Regions from separate parts of the Homo sapiens genome. Here regions 1 and 3 are each linked to region 2. Evidence: chromatin loops called from intact Hi-C (ENCODE). Cell type or tissue: chondrocyte. All regions are shown on one strand. Region 1 overlaps PLCB1 (phospholipase C beta 1). Region 2 has its middle 25 kb from the start of TMX4-AS1. Region 3 overlaps PLCB1 (phospholipase C beta 1).

What was found. Peaks named below come from ENCODE experiments on the same cell type or tissue, not always from the same donor. Only the 100,000 strongest peaks of a DNase experiment are listed, where the experiment ranks them.
Region 1: it touches region 2 in a loop (2.3-fold over the local background); 11 of 110 quality-filtered maps call a loop at or near these places.
Region 3: it touches region 2 in a loop (7-fold over the local background); 100 of 110 quality-filtered maps call a loop at or near these places.

The regions. Positions count from the first base shown.
Region 1 is chr20:8,531,068-8,539,067 of GRCh38, forward strand. The region is part of intron 3 of PLCB1 (phospholipase C beta 1); the gene reads left to right. Among named protein-coding and RNA genes, the nearest start is that of PLCB1-IT1, 290 kb to the left of the region's middle. In chondrocyte, CTCF peaks have their summits at 4,523 (motif pointing left) and 4,722; no DNase peak of the experiment used is centred here.
Region 2 is chr20:8,040,439-8,048,438 of GRCh38, forward strand. No RefSeq gene overlaps it. Among named protein-coding and RNA genes, the nearest start is that of TMX4-AS1, 25 kb to the left of the region's middle. RefSeq lists a silencer at 3,264-3,558. In chondrocyte, a CTCF peak has its summit at 3,458 (motif pointing right); no DNase peak of the experiment used is centred here.
Region 3 is chr20:8,716,773-8,724,772 of GRCh38, forward strand. It overlaps PLCB1 (phospholipase C beta 1), which reads left to right. Exons shown (of 32, transcript NM_015192.4): 14 at 899-1,076; 15 at 5,582-5,649; 16 at 7,884-7,980. Among named protein-coding and RNA genes, the nearest start is that of RNU105B, 110 kb to the right of the region's middle. RefSeq lists silencers at 4,350-4,644, 5,646-5,695. In chondrocyte, CTCF peaks have their summits at 4,532 (motif pointing left), 4,749, 5,725 (motif pointing left) and 5,937; no DNase peak of the experiment used is centred here.

The DNA.
Region 1 (8,000 bases), 490 kb after region 2:
TAGAAAATTAAACTAGATTTAGAAGAGAGAATTTAGAAAAATGAATAGGGTCATGGTCTTTTTTGTCTAAAGGAGAGTGTGTGAATAATAAGTGGAAATGAAAAACCTCAGCAGAGGGAAGTACACATTGTTAACAATTATTCAGACCCATGTAACAAAAGACCGTAATTCTCTGCTCTGTAAAAGAATTATATTAAAGAGACAAATGTCACACTAAATGATACTTGCAGGACTTACACAGGTCTCTAGAGAAAAGAGTGAGTATAATTAGTACATGTGTTATGATGTTTTGATTCTAGTCCAAACCAACTAGATTAAATACATTTACTTTTTGAACAAAAATGGCAAGACATAATTATTACAATTGGAATGTGATAGTAATATATATAATATGTATATCTTAGTGTGTGTGTATTTATATATGTATGTATGCATTCCTTGTGCCTAAAACACTTCCTGCTAGGAAATTAAGCCAGCCTTCTATATTTGTACTCACAATCTATCCTCCAAGATATGTAGAGTTGATAAAAATTAATGCTTGCCTACAAAATTTCAGCAATGCTTCTCCTATCTCTGTACCTCCCCTCTGTATACATTTGAAAAATTAATCCTGACCATCCCAGGAGGTAGAAAGGAAAGGGTGGTAAAATAAATAGTTCCTTGAGATTTTATAAATTCATCCAGATTAAAATATATATATATATGTATATGCACACTTGTCTTGAAAAAGTTGTGATGATGTTATATATCAGAAATAAAAAATTGTTTCCACTCATCCAAAAGTTTAGGACTCACAAATTTTTTTCAAGCAGAAATAATTTTGTTTCATAAATTTGGTTTAATTTCTTTTGATTACATAAAAAACTAGAAATGGAAATTTATGTATATAGCAATGTAAAAATGATAGTGAGTTTAATGCTAAAATCTGATCTACTGGGCTCTGTTTAACCTAATACCCAAAGCTTAAGTAATGGTTAAGTTGGGGTTTAGAGGGGCCTATTACCTTCTTCAGGGCATTGGTATTTTGTTTCCTACCTTAATCTAAAATTAGTGTCTTATTTGCCAGTCTAATATATTTTACAATCAATCTACATTGCCTACCTTTTGGAGTATTTCTATTTAAATAAAACAAAATGAGCGTTTAAACTGGGAACGTATTAGATTCTTCTGAGCTATTGAGCAGTATCAGATCCTTCAGCAAGAAAGCTGTTTTATCATTTACTAAGTACCTAGGCACAGCATCACCTTGCCCGTTAAAAGCCCTGTCAGGTACACATTTTGGTTGCTAGGCAGCTGCTGGGGAAGCAATCTCTTCCACACATATGGTTTATGCCACCTGGCCTGCATTTCACACCAACCTCCCCAAACTTCCCAGGGAGTTGCAAGAGAGGTCCTCATGTTCCTGTCTTCACTTTCCATTTCCCTGTCATAAGCACTCCATTTGTTGTCAGCTTTCATTAAGGACATTTCCAGGAGCTAAATATGGTAGATTTCTATTAACTGATTCTAAAGATTCACATTAAACAGAAATAGAGCAAAACCATAAAGCCATCTGTGGAATTTGAGAGTATGGAGGGGAATATATTAAGATTAAAAGATAATCCCGGTTACACTTCCATTTTCATGACATTTGATAAAAACACTTTGGAGGAAGGAGAAGAAATGGGCCAGTGAGAGGGAGGAAGAAGAAAGAGACCTGGAAAGGAAAAAAGGCAGGAAGGCAGATGGAAGGAGAGGTACAGAAGGATGAATGGAAGGAGGAAATGCAATTTTTTTTCTTCCTTTTTATTTTATTTTATTTTATTATTATGATACTTTAAGTTGTAGGGTACATGTGCACAATGTACAGGTTAGTTACATATGTATACATGTGCCATGCTGGTGTGCTGCACCCATTAACTCATCATTTAGCATTAGGTATATCTCCTAATGCTATCCCTCCCCCCTCCCCCTACCCCACAATAGTCCCCAGAGTGTGATGTTCCCCTTCCTGTGTCCATGTGTTCTCATTGTTCAATTCCCACCTATGAGTGAGAACATGCGGTGTTTGGTTTTTTGTCCTTGCGACAGTTTACTGAGAATGATGATTTCCAATTTCATCCATGTCCCCAAAAAGGACATGAACTCATCATTTTTTATGGCTGCATAGCATTCCATGGTGTATATGTGCCACATTTTCTTAATCCAGTCTATCATTGTTGGACATTTGGGTTGGTTCCAAGTCTTTGCTATTGTGAATAATGCCGCAATAAACATACGTGTGCATGTGTCTTTATAGCAGCATGATTTATATTCCTTTGGGTATATACCCAGTAATGGGATGGCTGGGTCAAATGGTATTTCTAGTTCTAGATCCCTGAGAAATCGCCACACTGACTTCCACAATGGTTGAACTAGTTTACAGTCCCACCAACAGTGTAAAAATGTTCCTATTTCTCCACATCCTCTCCAGCACCTGTTGTTTCCTGACTGTTTAATGATTGCCATTCTAACTGGTGTGAGATGGTATCTCATTGTGGTTTTGATTTACATTTCTCTGATGGCCAGTGATGGTGAGCATTTTTTCATGTGTTTTTTGGCTGCATAAATGTCTTCTTTTGAGAAGTGTCTGTTCGTGTCCTTCACCCACTTTTTGATGGGGTTGTTTGTTTTTTTCTTGTAAATTTGTTTGAGTTCATTGTAGATTCTGGATATTAGCCCTTTGTCAGATGAGTAGGTTGCGGAAATTTTCTCCCATTTTGTAGGTTGCCTGTTCACTCTGATGGTAGTTTCTTTTGCTGTGCAGAAGCTCTTTAGTTTAATTAGATCCGATTTGTCAATTTTGTCTTTTGTTGACATTGCTTTTGGTGTTTTAGACATGAAGTCCTTGCCCATGCCTATGTCCTGAATGGTAATGCCTAGGTTTTCTTCTCGGGTTTTTATGGTTTTACGTCTAACGTTTAGGTCTTTAATCCATCTTGAATTAATTTTTGTATAAGGTGTAAGGAAGGCATCATCTTTGAGATGAATGTGAATGATCGTGGAATATTCCTTCTGTGACAGACTTTATTTTTGAGACAGGATCTCACTCTGTCATCCATGCTGCTGTGCAGTGGTGCAATCACAGCTCAGTGCAGCCTTGAACTCCTGGGCTCAAGGAACACTCCTAGCCTCCCCAGCAGCTGGGACTACAGGTACAGGCGCTGCCATGCCCGGTTATTCTGGCTTCAAGCAATTCTCCCACCTCAGCCTCCCAAAGTGCTGGACTTACAGGCAGGAGCCACTGCGCCCCCGGCCCTTGTGACAGACTTTTAATGAAACCATTATATTTACTTCTTTGACAGCCTGTTACTATGTCAATTCCTCCAGCCACTACAAAACCTGTCCTCATGGTTTAGAGCATTGGCAGTCACTCCCTAAAATTGGAGTGGAGTGAGGAAGGCAGTTCTGTAGGAGGGGCTTATGGACTCCTTAAGGGCATAGGCTGTTGGAGTCCCTGCTGAGAGATCTCTGCCCTACCTTGTGGAACTGGAGTGAAACAACGGGGGCGTTGCTTCCAGCCATCTGGGAGAGAGGATCCAGAGCTTCCCCTCAGAGAGCTGGGATGTTGTCAGCAGGCATCAGACAGAGCAAAAAGCCATTTTTCTTTATTCTATTCCTGATACAAAGCAACTGAGATATGCGTTTCTCTTTGGAATTGAGGAAGGGAGAATAATGGAGCTTTTGCGGTGATGGACAGGGAAAAAGTGGGGGAGCAGTTAATTATCCATCTTGACAGGTGTAGACACAGGCTGGGAAGCTGGGTGTGTCTTAATCCCTGCTCCTGAACCACCGTGGGGAGCAGGAAGCCTACAGTTTCCTTATATCAGCAAATGCATCATGTTGAAACAATTTTACTGCTTGCTTTCTGAATTTAAATATAGATTTTCCCTGAGAAGGGCTCAAGCATGCAGATGGTAAGAAAAACAACAGTCTAGAAAGATATCTTCAAGTTCCTTCTCCTGGTTGGTGGAAATAGAGCAATTCTTTTCCAAAATATAATTTTTAGAGTTTTAAAGTAAAAAAAAAAAAAAAAAAAAGGATAGAGTCAATTTGGAATTTCTTAGCTGACCATTCTATTAGAGCATAGGTTTTTCAGAAAATAGAGTTTATGGGCAAAAAAAAAAAAAAAAAAAAAAAAGGAAAGAAAACTGTTTTAAGTATGATATCTTCAGTGTAATATATAGTTAACATATACTATTTTGTTGTAATTAGAATATGCAATTATTATATATTAAACATATCTACATCTGTAGTAAAATGTGTTGTCCTACATTTCAGAAAACTATAAGGCTTTTGGGAAAGAAAATTTAGGAGTATACATTAAAAGCCATGTCAATGCCATTCCCTTTAACATAGTAGTTCCATTTCTAAGGGAAAGAAGTTAAAAAATTGAATAAACTCACATGCATGAAAATGTTTCAATTATAATCATGAAAAAGGAAATAATATAAGTAACCAGGATAGAGGATTGATTAGGGTAGTTGCTCTCAATTTTGCCCCCCAGTGGACATTTGGCAAAGGACAGCGCCCCTACAACAGAGTTATCCAGCCCAAAATGTGAGTAGCTCCAAGGTTCATAAACTGTACATTAGTGTAATTAGAGTGTACTGACTCAACAGAAGAATGTGCAGTCTTTAAAGCTCATATTATAAAGGCTAAGCTTCAACATGAAAAATTATTTTGATATAATAAAAGAGAAAATAACAGGATGCTATTTCATATATACATTATTATGGTCAAAGGTAGTTTTACCATGATGCTGGTGAAACTTTAGTTGCAGGATCTCTCACTTACGGAAGCCCTTCAAAGGCCCTTACGGAGGCTGTAACTGTGTTTCATATGGTTATAGGCTTTTGTATAAATTTTTAAACTAAGATTATTTTAATTTTATTTTAATATAATATTTTTCTTTTTCCCTCCTGAAGTTATACAAGTTTCAGGCACCACTAAACTTGATTTCCCTTTGACTATCATTTTAAGGAAATGAAACTTAATGCACATGATGGAGGAAAAAGAATGTGATGAGAAATTACCAAATAGCTAACTGAAGTCATGTAAGGATGAGGGGATAATGGAGAAACATTTTTCTCTTCTCTAGTTTCCAGGTGTTTTCCAGAGCTATTATATTAGTTTATAATGAAAGAAATGATTCTTAAGAGAAAGAAAGTTCATGGATATACAAGAAGAAAAAAAAATTTGGAAAAAAACCACCATGTTAGGCGCCGGATGAGTTTGTTGTGGTTTGAGTTTTGATCTTCTCATGCTGATCTTTCCGGCTTTGTAGTTCTCTCTCCTCTCGTACTTCTCCATCATTCATGCTTGTGTCCAACCACAGTATTTTACTAAGAGAGCATGTGTTCTAGTGCCCTATTGCTGCAGAGCAAACCACCCAAAAAACCTACATAGGCTCTGCTGGGTGGTTCTCACTGGGGGCCTCTCAAACAGTTGCAGCAAGATGGTGGTTGAAGCTGAAGTCATCTGAAGGCTCACTGGGCTAGACATCCCAGGTGATCATCACTCACCGGCCCCATATCTCCGTGCTCCTATCTGTAGCATCTCCTGACAGCAGAGTAGCCAGGTCTTCCTACATGGCCACTTGGTACTACAAAAGGCAAGAAGAAAGTGCCAGTCCTCTTAACAACTAGATCGAGAACTGAGAGAGAATCCATTTTACCATATTCAGTGGTTCAACACAATCCCAAGCCAGCACAGATTAAAGGGGATGCAAGGGTAGACTCCTTTGCTGCATGGGGGAATATCATACAGTGCGGCAAAGGAAGGGCTTGATGGAAGCCTTTGAACACAAGCTACCACAGCAAAGAACATTTGATTTCCAAGATTCCCATAAGGTAGGGAGGGATATGCAATATAGAGCAAGCATCTTCCCTAGAAATATGCATGTGATAAAAATATCTACCTACAGAGATATTGTTAGCAGTGGAAGTTATTCAAGTTAGTAATGGCAAATTCATACGGGTCTGCAGCAACCTCAATTCTTGCTTCCTCAGAAGAAAGAATTTGACTGAGGGGCATAAGGCAGAAGACGAGATAGAGGCAAGTTTTAGAGTAGGAGTGAAAGTTTATTAAAAAGCTTTAGAGCAGAAATGAAAAGAAAGTAAAGTACACTTGGAAGAGGGTCATGTGGACATCTTGGAGGTCAAGTGCACTGTTTGATCCCGGACTTACAGTTTTTACATGCTGTCCTACTTCCTGCATCTTTTGTCCCTTTTCCGGTGGAATGCCCTCCGAAGGTCATATACCAGTTAAACTTTGCCATTTTGCCTCTTAATGTACATGTGTGAGCTCACTCGCCCAACTCCTGAGATCTCATGAGGAAGCTGCGCATCACCAGTTTCAGGTATTTCCTATCTATATAGGGAGACTGCCTTTCCCTGGTGCTGGCTGTGACCAATTATTATTTTAGAGAGACAGTTAACAGCCACCTGCCCAGGGTCACCTGACTTTCTTGGTGGGGTGTGCGGGGAGCCCTTTCCTGCCCCGCTCATGCCTGACTAGCTACCTACTGTAACACCATGTGTAACACCATGAACACAAAATGAATATTTCTGACAATCAGCTATAGAGTGTAAAAGCTTTTAAGTAGCACTTTGCCAGTTAGAATGCTCTAAAATGGAGCCTCCTAAAATTCTCCAATATAATAATTTTCTACGGAAATCTATCAGAATAGAGCAGTGACACCCAGAGGAAATTTGGAAATGTTTAGTAGTATAGTGTTTTATGCATTTTAAAATAAACAATAACTAATATTTTAATTGGAATTTTTTGAGAAAAGATACAAGCTACTTTCAACTGAAGAAAAGTGTCCCGAGCTAAAAAGACTACCTTTGCATCATCATAGACTGCTTGATAGAACAACTAAGGAAGTAAATGAAACGGAACTCACTAGAGGCCACCTGAATCATCAACAAATTAGTCAATCAGAAATGTTGACTAGAGTCCCTCTTTGATGAATAACAAAATTCTTATTCTGTTTCCAAATGTAAGAATAAATGACCAGGGCTGTTATTTGCTCTAGGGGATTAATATTCTGTACATTCAGTTAATCTTGCTTGTGATTAATCAGCAAATAGTCAAGACAATTGAAATATTCACATATCTTATGAAATAAAGAGATATTTGCAAATATCAACAAAAAAGGACATTATGTAAAAAATTCACTTATTAGAAGCATGTCAGTAGGCCACAAATTAACTAACCCTAAGCATTATTTTGCTTTCTTTGTAGCACATTCCCCTTATATGGTACTCTTTTCTGGGAAACATGGTCTTGCTCTGTTGCCCAGGCTGGAGTGCAGTGTTGCAACCATGGCTCACTGCAGGCTCAAGCTCCTGGGCTCAAATGATCCTCCCACCTCAAAAGCTTTTCTAGTAGCTAGGACCACAGGTTATGCCACACCTGGCTAATTTTTAAAAAATGTTTTGTAGAAATGGAGTCTCCCTATGTTGCCCACCCTTGTCTTGAGCTCCTGGGCTTAAGTGATCCTCCTGCCTTGGGCTACTAAAGTGTTGGGATTACAGGTATGAGCCACTGTGCCCAGCTGATAAGGTACTCTTTTATGTCAGACATATTAAACAACCCTATTTATTGATATCAAAGTACAATGCACCAATTCTGTGACCAGAAAATGAGACAATAAATAAAAACTATCTTAAACTTTCTATTCCCCATTTTATTTTTACAGCTAACTTTTTTTTTTTTTTTTGAGATGGAGTCCCACTGTGTCACCCAGGCTGGAGTGCAATGGTGCCATCTCTGCTCACTGCAACCTCTGCCTCCCGGGTTCAAGTGGTTCTCCTGCCTCAGCCTTCTGAGTAGCTGGGATTACAGGCGCCTGCCACCACGCCAGCTAATTTTTGTATTTTCAGTAGAGACAGGGTTTCACTGTCTCAGGCTGGTCCTGAACTCCTGACCTCAGGATCCACCCGCCTCAGACTCTCAAAGTGCTGGGGTTACAGGCA
Region 2 (8,000 bases):
TACAAAGTTTAGTATTTTATCAGCGGATCTTGCCTACAACCATTATTTTTCTGGTACTTGCCTAGAAAGATTGTCCATTTCCTTCATTCCTTCTACATTCATTAATTAGAATTCTTCTCTAAGTAGAGCTTTCCACACGCCCACCCTCCATTTATTTATATCTTCCAATAATTACTCTCTCAGCATGAGTGCATGGATATTTCTTACTTCTCTTCTATCATTATTTGTTTAGTTGTACAGATTGTGCTAGTTTGGCTGTTGGGTGCCTTTTCGAGTTGTGCCTGTGTCTATGTGACATGCCCACACCCTTTTCTGAGCATCTCTTGCTTTCTGGCACCTTCAGAGGTTCCAGGCTCATCTTGTATTTTTAAAACTAAATCTTCTCTTTTTTTTAATTTAAAAATGCATATTGAAAGGGTTTTCATGCAGTAAATAAAAAAGAACTAGGATTTACAAAAGCCAAGTAATTATCCTAAAAAAAAATGACAATTTTGAGGCTGGGTGTGGTGGCGCATGCCTGTAATCCGAGCACTTTGGGAGGCCGAGGCGGGTGGATCACCTGAGGTCAGGCGTTCAAGACCAACCTGGCCAACATGGTGAAACCCCATCTCTACCAAAAAATACAAAAGTTAGCCGGTGTGGTGGTGCTCGCTTGTAGTCCTAGTTGCTCGGGAGACTGAGCGGGATCGCTTGAACCCAGGAGGCGGAGGATGCAGTGAGCCAAGATCGCGCCACTGCAGTCCAGCCTAGGCGACAGAATGAGACCCTGTCTCAAATAATAATAATAATAATAATTTTGAAAGAGAAGTGGTAGATTTGGGGAGGAAAATATGAAGAGAACCTACAGAAGGACAGTGCAAATGTGCAAGAAACAGTTTAATCTGGGAAGAGGAACAAGTGAGAGCAGAGAGAAATAATTTTTACAAAAAATTTAAATATCATTAAAGCACAGTAAATGAAAAAAGAAAATTAACCAGAAAAGAGAAGTACATTGATGTTTTTACAGCAAGGAGTAATTTAAATCTGAGTTAATATAACATTTGAGCCTTTTATAATGTTATAATTAATATTCATTTGTACTATGATAACATTTATGAAAATTTGAGGAAATATCCAAGATTCCAATCTTGGGTTGCTCAGGGTCTCTTGATTTTAGAATTTGTTAAATTTGTGGACGGCTCCCTTCTCTGAGACAAAACCTACTTTGGCTAGATTTTTTTTTTAAATGAGATAAAGGAAGAAAAATGATCAGAAGACTTTATAAGCCCTGTCCTCCTTATCAATTACAATGCCAAGCCTTGGTTAGCCATTACCCGTTCTGGTTTTGGTCCCTTCCCTGAAGGTAGTGATCTTAAGTTCTAACTCTGGGCTCAAGCTGGTGTTGATCCCCCCAGTCGCCAGGGAATGGTGACTCCTGAGGTGGCTCTGCCCCTCTAACCATGTCCCTGCTGTTTCCACAGAAGCTCTGTGTTAGACAAGTTCTCCTCAGGGTAGGAATTGTGGGCTCTAGATGAAATCCAGTCCCACCAGAAACAAAGACATGCTACAGGGCATAAAAATAAAAACAAAAGTCCTGGAACAGACTTGGTTGCACTTCCAATCAGTGGGGAAATGATGGCTTTTGTACTGGAAGATGTAATGTTATTAAACTGGATAAACAAAGTCAGATTTCTTCCTTACACTATATGATCAACTGAGTGTGAGTAGGTAATGGTTTTTAAAGAAGTACTGAAAAAAAAAAGGGACAAGTAAAATTTGCCTACCACAAAATTGTGAGTTCCTGTTCAATGTAGGACATCATAGACAATTTTTGGGAGAAGTTAAATGTTCTTTCAAAAATGTTAAGATATTAATATCAATAATATCCAAAGATATAAAGAAAAGAATAGGTACCCAATAGAAAAATGGGCAAAATATATGAATAAGGAATTCACAGTAGAAACAAAAATGACTAACAATTATATGAAGATACACTTTACCACACTGGAAATCAGAATATTGAGATGTAACAGTAAAGACTTCAGCAAAGACAATCCCCCACAGGCATATATATCAAATATTGATAAGGCTGTGGGGAAATGGGAAGCCCTTCTGCACTCAGGGTAGAAGTCTGGACAGTATCGTATACTGAAGAGAAATCATTACTTTGTGAAATCATATCTGTAAAATCCCTATAGTTTACAGATATGAAAATCCCTGAGAATATAAACCAGGAAAATTCCTGCATGAGGGTCATATGTAAAGGTGCTTTATGTAAACATTACTTGTGGTACCAAGAGGAGGAGGCAACCTGGTTTTCTATCACCAGAAAAAATGGAAACAAAAAAGTGGGAATACTATGGACACACTAGTCACAAATAATTGGAAGTAGAAACAGTAAGGGGAAGAACCTAAGAAGAGCTTAGATGAAAATAAATAAGAAACCGAATGAAATTGAGAGTGAAACAGTGGGGGAGGGGAGAGTGTAACAAAATAGAGGGGCTTTGTATAAAATAAAGATCGTGTCCCAAGAATTGAGATATATGATTATTTTAACTCTGCACCCTGTAAACCCAAACCTAACATTTCTGCATTTTTTCCTTTGTGCAGATATGCAACTTGTTTTATTTAATCTATGTGATGCCTCTGTGATGAATGAACATTAAGGTCAAGGCAAAAATAATTGTATATCCCATATACCTCCTGTTTTATACTCAGCACATTTATTTAAAAATAATTTTGAGTCACTTAGCCAGACCAAAAAACAATAAATTCAATTATAATGATCAACACACATGCTTATAAATTTAAGATAAATTAGAAAACGATGTTATAGAAACGTATTCACTTAATCACATGGCCTTTCCTACAAGAATGAGTTAAGGTTCATATGTCTTTCAAAGTTTAACTGGTGTGCCTTTTTGATATTATGCCAAAATAACTTTAAAAGCAAAATTTTATTCTTATTTTATTTTTTCAGGGTATTCTTATTAAATCTGATTATCACTCTTCTAATTGCTACTGAAACCAGGAAAAAAAAGCTCAGAAAAGATGTCATATATCTTCAAATTGTTTAAATAAAATTAATCACAGATAATTTTCACATTTTTATCTAAAAGAAGATATTATAAATATTGTTTCTGAAGCAACATATACCTTTGATGTGCTAAGAGGAAAATGAAAATTGTTTCTAAAGTGAAGATAATGTAGGTTTCTAAGTGAAATAATGCATAAACATGTTTTATATTCGCTTTCACACCCTTCTTTTAAAGTCTAAATAAGAAAGCTTATAATTAATATATAAACTGCCCACATCACTCATTCTACTGCATACTGACCAAAAACAAAGAGAGAAAATCACATTCTATGGCATGTGGTTCCTGAGGTAAGATTGAATCCTCCCGGACAGGTGAGTTCTGAATCGCTTCCTGCTGATTGGTTCTAGCTGATTTTAATATTGTTGCCGCTAGATGGCGATAGAGATTATAACTACGCAGTCAAATCTTACATGCAGTGGAATCTTCTCAGTATTCCGTTATTCATGCACCGATTTATTTATTCTAAAGTATTCTTTATTATACAAATATAATTATGACTCAGATAACTGCAAGTTACTATGAATTCCTAGAGGACAGAAATCTTTTCTTTTTTTTTTTTTTGCAATTTTTAATACTTCACATAAGCATAATATCTATATTTAAAATGGTATTGCTGGGCGCGGTGACTTACGCTTGTAATACCAGCACTTTAGGAAGGCAAGGCAGGAGGATCGCTTGAGCTCAGGAGTTCGAGACCAGCCTGAGCAACAGAGTAAGACCGTCTCTACAGAAAAATTTAAAAATTAGCTGGAGCCTGGTGGTGAACACCTGTGTTCCCAGCTACTTGGGGGGCTGAGACAGGAGGATCGCCTGAGCCCAAGAGGTCGAGGCAGTAGTGCGCCACGATTACACCACTGCACTCCAGCCTAGGTGACAGTGTGAGATCCTGTCCCCCCAAAATATTAATATAATATTAATATTATATTAATAATAATATAATATAGGTAATAATAATAATATAGGTTTATATGTATAAATTATATATACTATATGCATTATATATAAATTTAAAGTAATGCAGAGGGCAAGTGTTAAACAGCAACATATATACCTTTGCTTATTGTCTTGTAAATAAAGGCTAAGTCCAGAACTTGGCTGACTTTCCAACTTGCAGAATCAATTTTTTGTTTACCCACCTAGGACAGAGTCTGAAAAACAACAAGAACTCAATAAATATTTGTCCTATGAATGAATGTATTCAGTTGGCTGTTGTCTCTCCATTCTTCTTAAGCTGATTATCATTCTAGTAATATGCTATTTCTTTTAAATGGCAATTAAGTGATACTGAATTTGCCACTTGTAACAGGGTATCAAATACAATCACAGAGTCACTAAATTGTGTCTTTGTTTCATCTCCTTAATCATATTTTCCCACACTTGCTTTAAAAGTTTCCTTGTCATAGTGATCAAACACAAAGGGGAGTGAAGAAACTATAATTCTTCAAGTGTCTAAAATCAGATGATGCTGAAATGGATCATGTGCTTACTAAATAAGACACAGAGTAAATTCCATATCTGCTTGGAGCATGTGACTTCCTGTGTAACATGGAGAAGCCACTCAAAATCACTTAATCACCATGTAACAAAAGAGGCCCATTTAATTATGTGAGGATGTGTAGAATATATTTAGTTAATAGCTATATATTTCCTATTATTGTCTTCTCATTTCCAGCGAGCAGTCTATTTCTGACCTAGTATTACGTTTTAGAATTTACTTTAATATGTAGCCAACTTCTCACGCCGTGAGGATCCTCCTCTGAGCTCAGAGACACCAACATCCGCTACTAACTGTCCTCCTCAGAGGTCGGGGTCCCAGCCCCACGGGGATCCTTCTCCAAGATGAATTAACATCCCTCTATAGAGGTCTGAGTTTCAGCTCACAGGGTCCCTTCTCTACAGTTCTCATTTTAATCAGTCCGATACCTTGCCTATGTTCTCCTAGCCCATGGGATGGTCCTTGTTTCCTGCAGCTCCAATTCAGTGATACCTTCTTTTGCCCTTTATTTATTCACTGCTGCGTTACACTTCTTTACATTGAATTCCTCACCGTCAACAGAACCGGTGCAATTTGTGTCTCCTAACTGATAAACCCCTCTCTTCATCTGAAGTGCTCTTCTAATCCTCTCTATTGAAATCTTGGTGAATTTCTGATCTAAGACAATAAGAATTAAACCAATACGTAGTAAACATTTATATTTATTCTGCAAATAAAAGAGCTTCTTAATGATAGGACAGAAAAAACACAAAGGGAGACTTAACAAACACGTCACCAATTTTGGCTAAATATTTACCTTGATTCTACAACAAAAACATATTTTTACAAACATTATTACTTAAACTGACTGGAAAAATACAGTTCAAGAACTCTTAAAAAGAGAAGACACTTTGATCCTGAAACTGAAAACATTAGTATCCTATATAATCGTGAAAGGAAATTGGATATGTTTAATGAATCCTGACTATTACATTGTTCATAGTTAGCAAGAACAGATTATATTTTATAAAACTTCTTGCTTCTCGGGGTCAAACTAAACCATTTGGACATTTCTTTCTCATTCACCAGCATGACTTTTTCAAAAATTAGCCACAGTTTAATTGGGAAGAAGTTTTGTCAGGAAAATTAAATTAGCTGGGATGCAGATTAAAGGATTATGATTTCTTATCTATTTTGGTAGCTTCTGTTTATCTGTAACATTTCTCAGATAATGGACTACAGTAGATGGCTCAGTTTTATTTTGTTTAATGAGATGTTGAGCTTGCTTTTCTTATTTAGCATATAAATTACTGTAACTACTGATTTTTGAAGAGTCACATTTTTTCTTTTAATGAACCTACCTTTACTGAACTTTTTTCAGACTACATAATGCTTGCTTTCTAAAACAATTTAGAAGATACATAAAATTATACAAAAGAAAGTAGAAGTTGCCTGAAATCTCACTATCCTATTATGTATGCAGATTAATTTACATAATTTTATATAAAAATGGAATATAATGAATTTTTTCATATCACTTTGTAAAGCTTTTTGGCATTACCTTTTAATGCTGACCATGAGGACAGCCTGCAACCCAGCAATCCCAGACCTAGGTATACACCCTAGAGACACCCTTGCCCATATGCCCCAGGAGACATATACAGGGATGTTCATAACAGCCCCAAAGAGAGTAAAAGGAAAATAGAATCTCAGGACTCCAAACTCACTATGCTGAAGAGAAAGTTAAGCTTGGGAACTGAGTCATGCAAAAACCTCCTTCCTTTCATTCACAAAGTGATGGCTATAATTTCACAGGCTTACTTTATGTAAAAGGTAGATTTACTGAGCACACGATGAGTGCATAACTGACTTTTTCTTCTATTCCCTTCTTTTCCCATGTAAAATGTAGATTCACTGAGTGCTAATCAGAACTTCACAAGAATGTAACCACTTGCTTCCTTGCCTATCCACCCTTCTATTTTTTTTTTCTTTTTTCTTTTTCTCTCTCTCCTGCTTGCTCTTTCCCCTTTAAATATTGAAATCCCCAAGCCCTCAAGCTTTTTTTCCTGGAAAAAGCACAAGCTCCCCAAGATTTTTTGGGGAAAAACACAAGTCACAGGTTCTACTGTGACTTGAATTTCTTTTTCCCAGGCCTGCCCTCAACCTTGGCAAAATAAAATTCTAATTGACTGAGATCTGCTTCCATCACTTTTTGGTCTACTGAAGGGGCAACACACCTGTCCATCAATAGGACTGGAGGCACCAGACAATTGTGCCTTTCATCTTATGTGATATTTCTTTATCCTGTTAAGGCTTTCAATCTTAAACTCTCTCTCATGTGCTATTAATATTGTAAAACTTGTGTTCTTTTTATTTTTGTCTTGGAACTACAGTGTCAGTATTAAAATTTCCCTTTTTCTTAAAGAAATGTTTTCCTCCTTTCTTAAATTTTGTACAAATTTATTCTTCAAGTTCAGGAAGTTTACCAGGGAATTCCAGATTTCATTTATTCAGCTCTGTCAGGAGCTCATTTCATCCTTTAACCACGAAGAAACTATCTTGCCTCCACTTAGGGTGGTTTTTTTCTATTATTTAATTACTGCCTCCCCCTCATCTGTTCCTACTTACAGCATATTAGAGTTTCTGGAGTTTCACTCCAAATTGCTTTTGGTTCACCTCTTGATGGCCAAATCCTTGTAATGTGTTTGTGTTTAGAGAAATTTAAAAACACAGGGTCTTCTTGCCTGTTATATCTGGTCTGCTGGAGTCTGGCTGTGTCGCCCAGGCTGGAGTGCGGTGAGGCAATCTTGGCTCACAGGTTCAAGCAATTCTTCTGCCTCAGCCTCCCGCATAGCTGGCACTACAGGCGTGTGCCACCACGCCCAGCTAATTTTTGTATTTTTAGTAGAGACAGGGTTTCACCATGTTGGCCCACATGGTCTCCATCTCCTGACCTCGTGATCTTCCCGCCTCGGCCTCCCAAAGTGCTAGGTGTGAGCCACTGCACCCGGCCTGCTCTTGTTTTCAATATTTCTCCTGAATTATAAAATTTGAAAATGATCTGTTTTTGTTTTCAAAAGAACTTTATTTTGTAATTAAATCTTTGTATGTCTCTTTATTTATTGACTTACCAACTTTAGATTGTTAGTTAAAGTTGTCATCTGTTTCCTGGAGTGGTTATTTTTGCTGGAAGCTACCTGTGGAGGGTGATCGGACCCATGTCTTCCTTCCTGTGACTTCTGGGTTCACCTCACTTTATTATTATTTTTCTGCCTCCTGTGGATGACTCACCCTTAAGTCTAGCCTTAAGTAAATATTTGATATCTACCAGGAGCATTCAGGAAAAAAAAATCACACTTATTGGTGATAGATCAGAGGAATTCCCATTAAAGTCTTAAGGCAAGGATAGTTGCTATCATGGTCACTGCGTTGGTGATCATAACCAAAAT
Region 3 (8,000 bases), 680 kb after region 2:
CACCTTTTGGTGTGGCACAACTCAGGTCGCCCATTGCATTGATGATATCTCTGCTTTGGGAAGGAAAGCAGCAGAAATATCCTAAAGTAGCATTTTCCTTCCCGCACCCTTTTGCCCAATCTCCATGCATTTGTAAGTGAGTTTATACCAGTCCCTCCGCTCATTGCAAGCCAAGAATAGAGGACTAACTTAGGCATTCTATAGATTTTCTTAAAGTAACCTATCTTGTGGCTTGCACACATGCTCTCTGATACAATATCTAATGACCCCCTCATGGGAAATTGATTTTCCCGTTAGATGTACAAACTTGAAACAGTCAAAATAAGGCTTGCAAATGTGGTAGCTTGAATCTTAGGGCTGGGAGGAAATCTGAAGCCACCTCATCCACTTCTGTTGATGCCAGGGACGTGCAGCTAAACTACCTAGTACCAGGATGGGGATTTTGCTGATTTTAAGGGGCATCTGAAAAAATGATTTCATGGGCTCACCTGGAAGCTTCTGCCCGTCTTTACCAACTCCTCCTGGCAGATGCCTGGCTTCCCTCCTTCAAAAATTCAGGCCAGGGCCTTCTTATCTGTCCTAAATCAAGATGATTGGGTTTCTATGTTCCATTGGAAAATTCATAAATGTTCAGATTTAGTACATCAAATCTACCAGTACATTTCTATGGTCTTCTTCATGTAGAATATGTTGAAAAAAAAAGTATAGTAATGAAAATATATCTTTGATATAAAAAAAAATTAGCTCCCATGTAAGATACACTAAGAGTTTAATGAGCAGTGTTGAAGGTAGGGAAGAAGTCTAGACATTTGGTATCCACAGCTGATCTGGGGGTCTGGGGAGGGGATCTGAAAGAGGGAGCAGTATTTTTAAAGAATATGCCTTTCATTTCTATTAGCTGGAATCTGGAGTTCCTCTTCCAAGCCCTATGGATTTAATGTATAAAATTTTGGTGAAAAATAAGAAGAAATCACACAAGTCATCAGAAGGAAGCGGCAAAAAGAAGCTCTCAGAACAAGCCTCCAACACCTACAGTGACTCCTCCAGCATGTTCGAGCCCTCATCCCCAGGAGCCGGTGAGGGGCTGGTGGGCTCTCCCCGTCATGTTTTGTGTTGGTTTAAGAATTGCTGCTCTGGGCTGTGCGTGGTGGCTCATGCCTGTAATACTACTACTTTTGGAGGCTGAGGCAGGTGGATTATGAGGTCAGGAGTTCGAGACCATCCTGGCCAACATGGTGAAACCCCGTGTCTTTGGTGGCCAACATGGTGAAATCCTGTCTCTTGCAAAAATACAAAAATTATCTGGGCATAGTGGCACGTACCTGTAGTCCCAGCTACTCGGGAGGCTGAGGCAGGAGAATCGCTTGAACCTAGGAGGCAGATGTTGCAGTAAGACAAGATCCAGCCACTGCACTCCAGCCTGGTGACAGAGTGAGACTCCGTCTCAAAAAAAAAAGAATTTGCTGCTCTGAAATTAGCTTAGAAGGACTTTGAACATTCCTATTTCTGCACAGTTTTGAACTACTGGTTTTCTCTTGCTGCTACAAACTTAGCGGCTTAAACCAGCACAAATGTATTATCCTCTAGTCCTGTAAGTCAGGAAGCCCCCTGGGTTTCACTGGGCTACACTCCAGGTGTCAGCCGGGCTGTGTTCCTTCCTGGAGGCGCTAAGGGAGAAGCTGTTTCCTTGCTTTTTCCAGCTTCTAGAGGCCACCCACATTCGTTGGCTTGGGGCTCCTTCCAGCTTCAAAGCCAGCAAGGCTGCATTTCACTAACCTTTCTCCTGTGGTCACATCTCCCTCTGACCACAGGCAGGAAATGTCCTCTGCTGGCAAGAACTCAAGTCATTACATTGGATCCATCCAGATAATCCAGGATAATTGCTCCCATGTCAAGGTCTTTAACTCCATCTCACCTGCAATGTCCCTTTTATCATGCAAGCTAACATATTCATGGAGCAGAGACATCTCTGGGAGGTCATTATTCTGGCTACCATGTAAGCCAAATAGTCTTCAGAGTGACCATATGACTTTAAGCTTCATAATGGGAAATATTAACTATAGAACTGAGCACTGGATGCATTGTCATTGATGATATGCTGAAGAGTTCTGGGCATTTCAATTTTTTCATGTTTTAAAGAACTTTTTAAAATCTGTGACATGGCAAAATTACTTAAATTATCTTTTGAAGCTCCTAGAGGATGCCTAATATCATTTCTTTTCCTTTTAAATTAAGGGTGAAATAGATTGCTGTGGTTGATGAGAAAAGAATTCAGTGGCACTCATTTCCTTGGGATTATTTGTCATTTAGTCTGATTTATCTTCCAAGTTCAGTCAGAAGCTTGGCAATCTGAAAATCGCATTATAGACATCTCCTGATTGCAGGGTGATTAAGTGGAAGAAACTTTTAAGCTTGACTGTAGGAAGTTTTTCAGTTATAAGTTAAACATAGGAACAATCAATTGGAAAACTACTTAGCAGTGTCTACAAAAGCTGAATATATGCACTCCCTGTACCTCGGGAGTTCCATTCCTAGGTATATGCTTGCTAAAGATGTGTATTTAGGTTTACCAAGAGACACGTACAAGAATTGCTTAAAGCAGAGGTATTCAGAATAGCCAAATACTGGACACCAAATACTCGTCAACAGATAAATGAATTATGGTATATTCACACAAAGAAAGAATATGCAGCCATGAGAATAATCTATAACTAAATGAAAACTATGGATGAATCACTATAAATAAACATAATATTGAGCAAAGGAAGTCAGGTACACAAAAACTACATACTGTATGATTTAACCTATATAACACACAAAAACAGGCAAAACTAATTTATGCTATTTATTAGAAGTCAGGATAATGGGTTCCCTTGGAAGAAAAGCAACCAGCAGGGAGCCCAAGAGCCTTCTAGAGATTGGTTATATTTTGTTTCTTGATCTGGATATCATTTACTCAGACACGTTTATTTGGTGAAAATTCTTTGCACTGTGGACTTACGACGTGTACTTTTCTGTACGCCTGTTATACATCAGTTATAAGATTTTAAAATAATTAAAATATAAACTCTAGGACAATCAGGGTTAAAAAAAAGTAGCCTGAGACTCTGATTTATCTTTTCTTCTATTTTTCTGTCTCAATTGCCTGTTTTTTTATTGTTTCGATTAAAATCTTTATCAACAGACGTTATATAATTCTTTGAAAGGGTTTTGTCCTGTAGCTTTTGAATGTGTACTTTCATCATTATTGTGCATGTCTTTCAACATTTTTTCAAAAATAATTTCTGTACTCAGTAAAAATGTTCTCTTTGAAGTTTGGAAGTGAGTATCATTAACAGGCCTTTCATTCACACCTATTTCCTAACACAACTCTATCCGTTGAATGATAGCAAGCAAACCTTGTCTTCCTTTGCATGTGGGTGCTTGTGTTTTTTACCATCTGCCTTTCCCACTACCAGTTCTCTGCCTCTTATTAACAGGATGCATAACACAAATGACGATTTTTACAGGCAGTGAACATTATTGCTTAATATAGAGAAAGGGCAACAATCTGTTAGTTATTCAGTAGATTTCCTAAGCTAGCCCTGTTGTCTATTATGCAATCAGTGGAAACTTTTGGACATTTTAATATGTAGGTACCTGAATAAAGAGCACCGCTAATTTACCATTTGGTTCGTAGATGTTCACAGTACTGGGAACTCAAGTAACTTGAAAAACGTGACAGGTATTGTATTTCAAAGCTAGTTTACTTATCATGGCCCCTGTTGGCCAGATGCCTCTTGCAGGATTCAGCCCTTTGCTAGTAGACTTGTCCTAAGGAACTAGGGTAACCTAAGATATTTTTTATAGTTCAACAAGATTCCCCCAACATCCCTCCAAAGATTTACAGGAGAAAAATCAGGTTTCTGCTTTTTACAGTAAAGAAAGACAAATTCTTTCTTTCCCACAGACACTAAAGAATGACCTGATTGGCTATTTGAAATGACTGCGAATTGTTGGGTCCCATGAAGTATTTTATAGAAAGCTCTGCCAAACAATTTTTTAATTATTTAATTAAAAGAATCCCCTCTCTGATTTTTTTTTTTTAAAAAAAAAAGGTAATAAGAACTTGGGACAAAAATTTCATTATAAAAATGCTTAAGTGGCAATACCCTAAAAGAATGTGTCTCTAATATTGTAGTAAGATACGTTTTCTATCCAAAATATAATCGATTCACCTTATTAACTAACACAATATCAGCATTATAAAGTGGTTGTATGTGGCTTTCCTTAATAAACAATCCAATACATAAAAACCCTTGCTGGTCCCAGAAATCTTTTTTCCCCTGGAGATTTTTAAGCAATACTTTTTTCACTACTGTCATTCAGTAATTGAACTGTGTCAGCCAAATGAAAACTTTTATAAGCTTCTCAGAGGACAGTGCAGTGGTACTGTCTCCATTTATATAAATCGAGTAGGGCAGCTAACTTTCAGAAGGCTGGCAGTGGGCAGGGGTGCAAGTTACTTCATTGTTGAACCATTATTGCCATCTATTGGGCTCATCGTGCTATTGCATTGTGTGAGCCCTGAAAGATAGTAGTTAAATCAATTTAGAACTTTCGAACCATTTAGAACAACCTCGCTGACTTTTTACTTGAAAATCTTTTTTATATAACGGATATTTCTGGGTCTGACTGAAGCCCATAGCTATGGAAGAATGTAATGCTTCATACTGATATGAATATTTAACCTAGCAGAAATGTCCATTAATTCTTCAGGGGAAAAACAATTCATTTAAATGAGTGTATATTGGCTACATATGAAGCTGAATTATTTCTGATGGAGTTAGATTTCCAATCATGCTGATATTTAAGGACTTACCCATGTTATCCTGCCCTCTTAAAAATAATATCAGCATTTTCTACGATATGCACTTCGTTGTGATGACAATACATCCATCAAATAAGCTTGCAGACAAATCATAGGATAAAGTTGGCCCTTCACGATTTTTATGTAGTGACTTTGCTGCCAAAGCCCCAGAGTTCCTGCCCCAGCTCCTAACTTCTTTGACTTCTGCAAGGTCCTCTCTGGCCTTGGGAAAAATGTCAACACAAGATCACTGAGCTATGTGCTGGCCACGCATTGCATGGAAGAGTCGCGGCTTGGGAAAGGAGGGAAAGATGAAGGAGGGATAGATAGTATATCTGTTTTCGGGGTCATAGAGACCCTGAGAGAGTGTTTGTATATCAAAATAGAATACATGTACCATAGAAAGCAAACTGTATTAAATGCCAGCAAACTGTTTTCAATGCCACGTGTTTAAAAACATATAGAGAAAAAATATTGACACGCATTTTTTAATAGAATTTTGAAATTTTAAGTGCTATTTATTAACAAATCCAGTTTAGGAAAAAATCTATATTCAAAATGTCAGTATAATTTTCTATAACGAATAAAATTTAAATCCTTGAAAAAAATAATTTTAAACAGCCCAACTTCCAAGGAAATCTGTAATTGATTTTAGGTAAAATATGTGTTACAAATGCTGTAAAGCTAAATGTTGAAATGGTGACATGATGATCTGTTATTAAAATTTGACAGGAGAAGCTGATACGGAAAGTGACGACGACGATGATGATGATGACTGTAAAAAATCTTCAATGGATGAGGTGGGTACTTAGGGCTTCTGGTCCCTAAGGCATTCCACCACCCTGTACTCTCCTGGGTCTGTCTCATGGTCACTTTCTGCCATCTAGTGGCAAAAAGTAGATTTGTGCCTTCCAATTGCCAGCTTCAATTTTTGAGGCAATTAAATGGCTTATGAAATGTTCCACAATCCGGAGAAGATATGGCGTTTAGAAAAATGATCAGAACTGTGACATTCATTGCATTGTTTTAATTTTGGAACACTAGAGCTACCTATTTATATAAACTTAGGCATCCCGAGTAACTTGATTAGCTCAAAAATATTAATTGCACAGAACCTAGAAGAGAATCAGAAGCAGATCAACTGGAATTTTAGAATTTTGTCTTACCAAAAGTTTATACTGAAACAATCTGGGCAACAGAGAGAGACCTCACGCCTTTAAAAAAACAAGTTAAAATGAAAGATAAAACACATCCAGGTGCAGTGGTGTACACCTGTAGTTCCAGCTACTAGGGAGGCTGAGGCAGGAGGATGGCTTGAGTCCAAAAATTTGAAGCTGCAGTGAGCTATGATCACACCACTGTGCTCCAGCTTAGAAAACAGAGCAAGACACTGTCTCTCTTTAAAAATACGTATTTTAAAGTTTATATTGAATCTGCTTTCAAATTTGTTAGATATGTTCTGTCTCAACGCTTGTAGCTCTACAATTTAGTAAAAATGAAACAAAAAATAAGCTGCTCTTACTTGATGTCCTTCCTCTTAGAATTATTTTTTAATGTCTAAAGTTTTGCTTAATTATGTTCCCTCACTACATTTCAATTTTTGATTTCCAGGAGGAAAACAGCTTACCATGTCTGGCAAAGTATATGTTCCTGAGAATGATTTCAATTGTGTATAATTTCTGATCAGTGATTCTAAATAATTTTTAAACTCTCTTACTAATTGGATAGTCCATTTGCAAATGAATGTTTCCCAGTTAACATTTGACCCAAATATTACTACCAGAATTTTTAAAAGAAACTCATCTCCATGCATTCTCTCTTCTAAAAATGTGAGACAATATTAGATCACTCTACAGAGGCCCATTTTGTGCCAACACTGCATTATTGGTTTTCTTTTTCATTAAAAACTCTATCAAAGTAATATGTCATAGCTAATAATAGCAAAAGCAACATGAGATTGTAGTACCACTTGCCAGGCACTGTTCTAAGCTCCTTCACATAAATTAACTTATTTTTTAATCAAAAACCCCTATATGCTGTAGGAACTGATTTTATCCTAATTTTACAAATGAGTCAAGTGAGGCACAGAGCAATTAAGTAAGTTGCCCAAGGTTGCCCGGTTTCTAACTAGTGGACTTGGGATTCGAAATCAGGCAGGCTGGCTCTAGAACGCGAGCCATTAATCCCTGCACTATGCTTTCCTGCTTGTCTAAGACACATCAGGAGCCAAGAAGGGAGGGAGGGAAGAATGTTGATGAAGGAAAGCAGTTGTTTACCCACCCCTGCCCATTTCCACAAAGCAATCTTTTTATTATTATTATCAATTTTCCCTTCATTTGGTGGTCACCTACCTAACAATTTTCTTATTGTACAGTGAATTCTTAATTTACGAATCCGATGAGAACACATGGACACATAAAGGGACATGGGGCCTACCTGCGGGTGGAGGTGGGAGGAGGGAGAGGATCAGGAAAAATAACTAATGGATGCCAGGCTTAATACCCGGGTGACAAAATAATCTGCACAACAAACCCCAGTGACATAAGTTTATTTATATAAAAAAAAAAACCTGCACGTGTAGCCCTGAATTTAAAATAAATGTTAAAAAAAATTACTAACCTTAGACAACACCTATGGACACCCTGCAATGGAAGATGAGCTATAGCTCAGTGCTTCTCAAACTTTGATGGGCATTCCAATGACCTTAGTAAAATGCAGGATCTGAGTCTGAGGCCTGCAGAGGGGCTAAGATCAGGCATTTCTAAATGGAAAGGAGGGGGCAGGGGATAGGGAGTGATTATGTTGGGGCCATGCTGCCAGCCACCATTCAACCTCCCACCTCCCTTCCTCCCTCCCTTTTATAAAATGAGGTGTTGCTGTTGCCTTTCTCCTGTAATGAATTTTCATTTTGTAATTTTCAGAAAGGGAGGGATGATTTTCTGCATGCTTGAATCATGTTGTCATTTTCCTGGGAAAATAACTGATAATATAATGCTGACTCTGGAAATGTTTTCTTTTTTATTCCTACTTCCAGGGGACTGCTGGAAGTGAGGCTATGGCCACAGAAGAAATGTCTAATCTGGTGAACTATATTCAGCCAGTCAAGTTTGAGTCATTTGAAATTTCAAAAAGTAAGTTTTCCCTGGAGAAA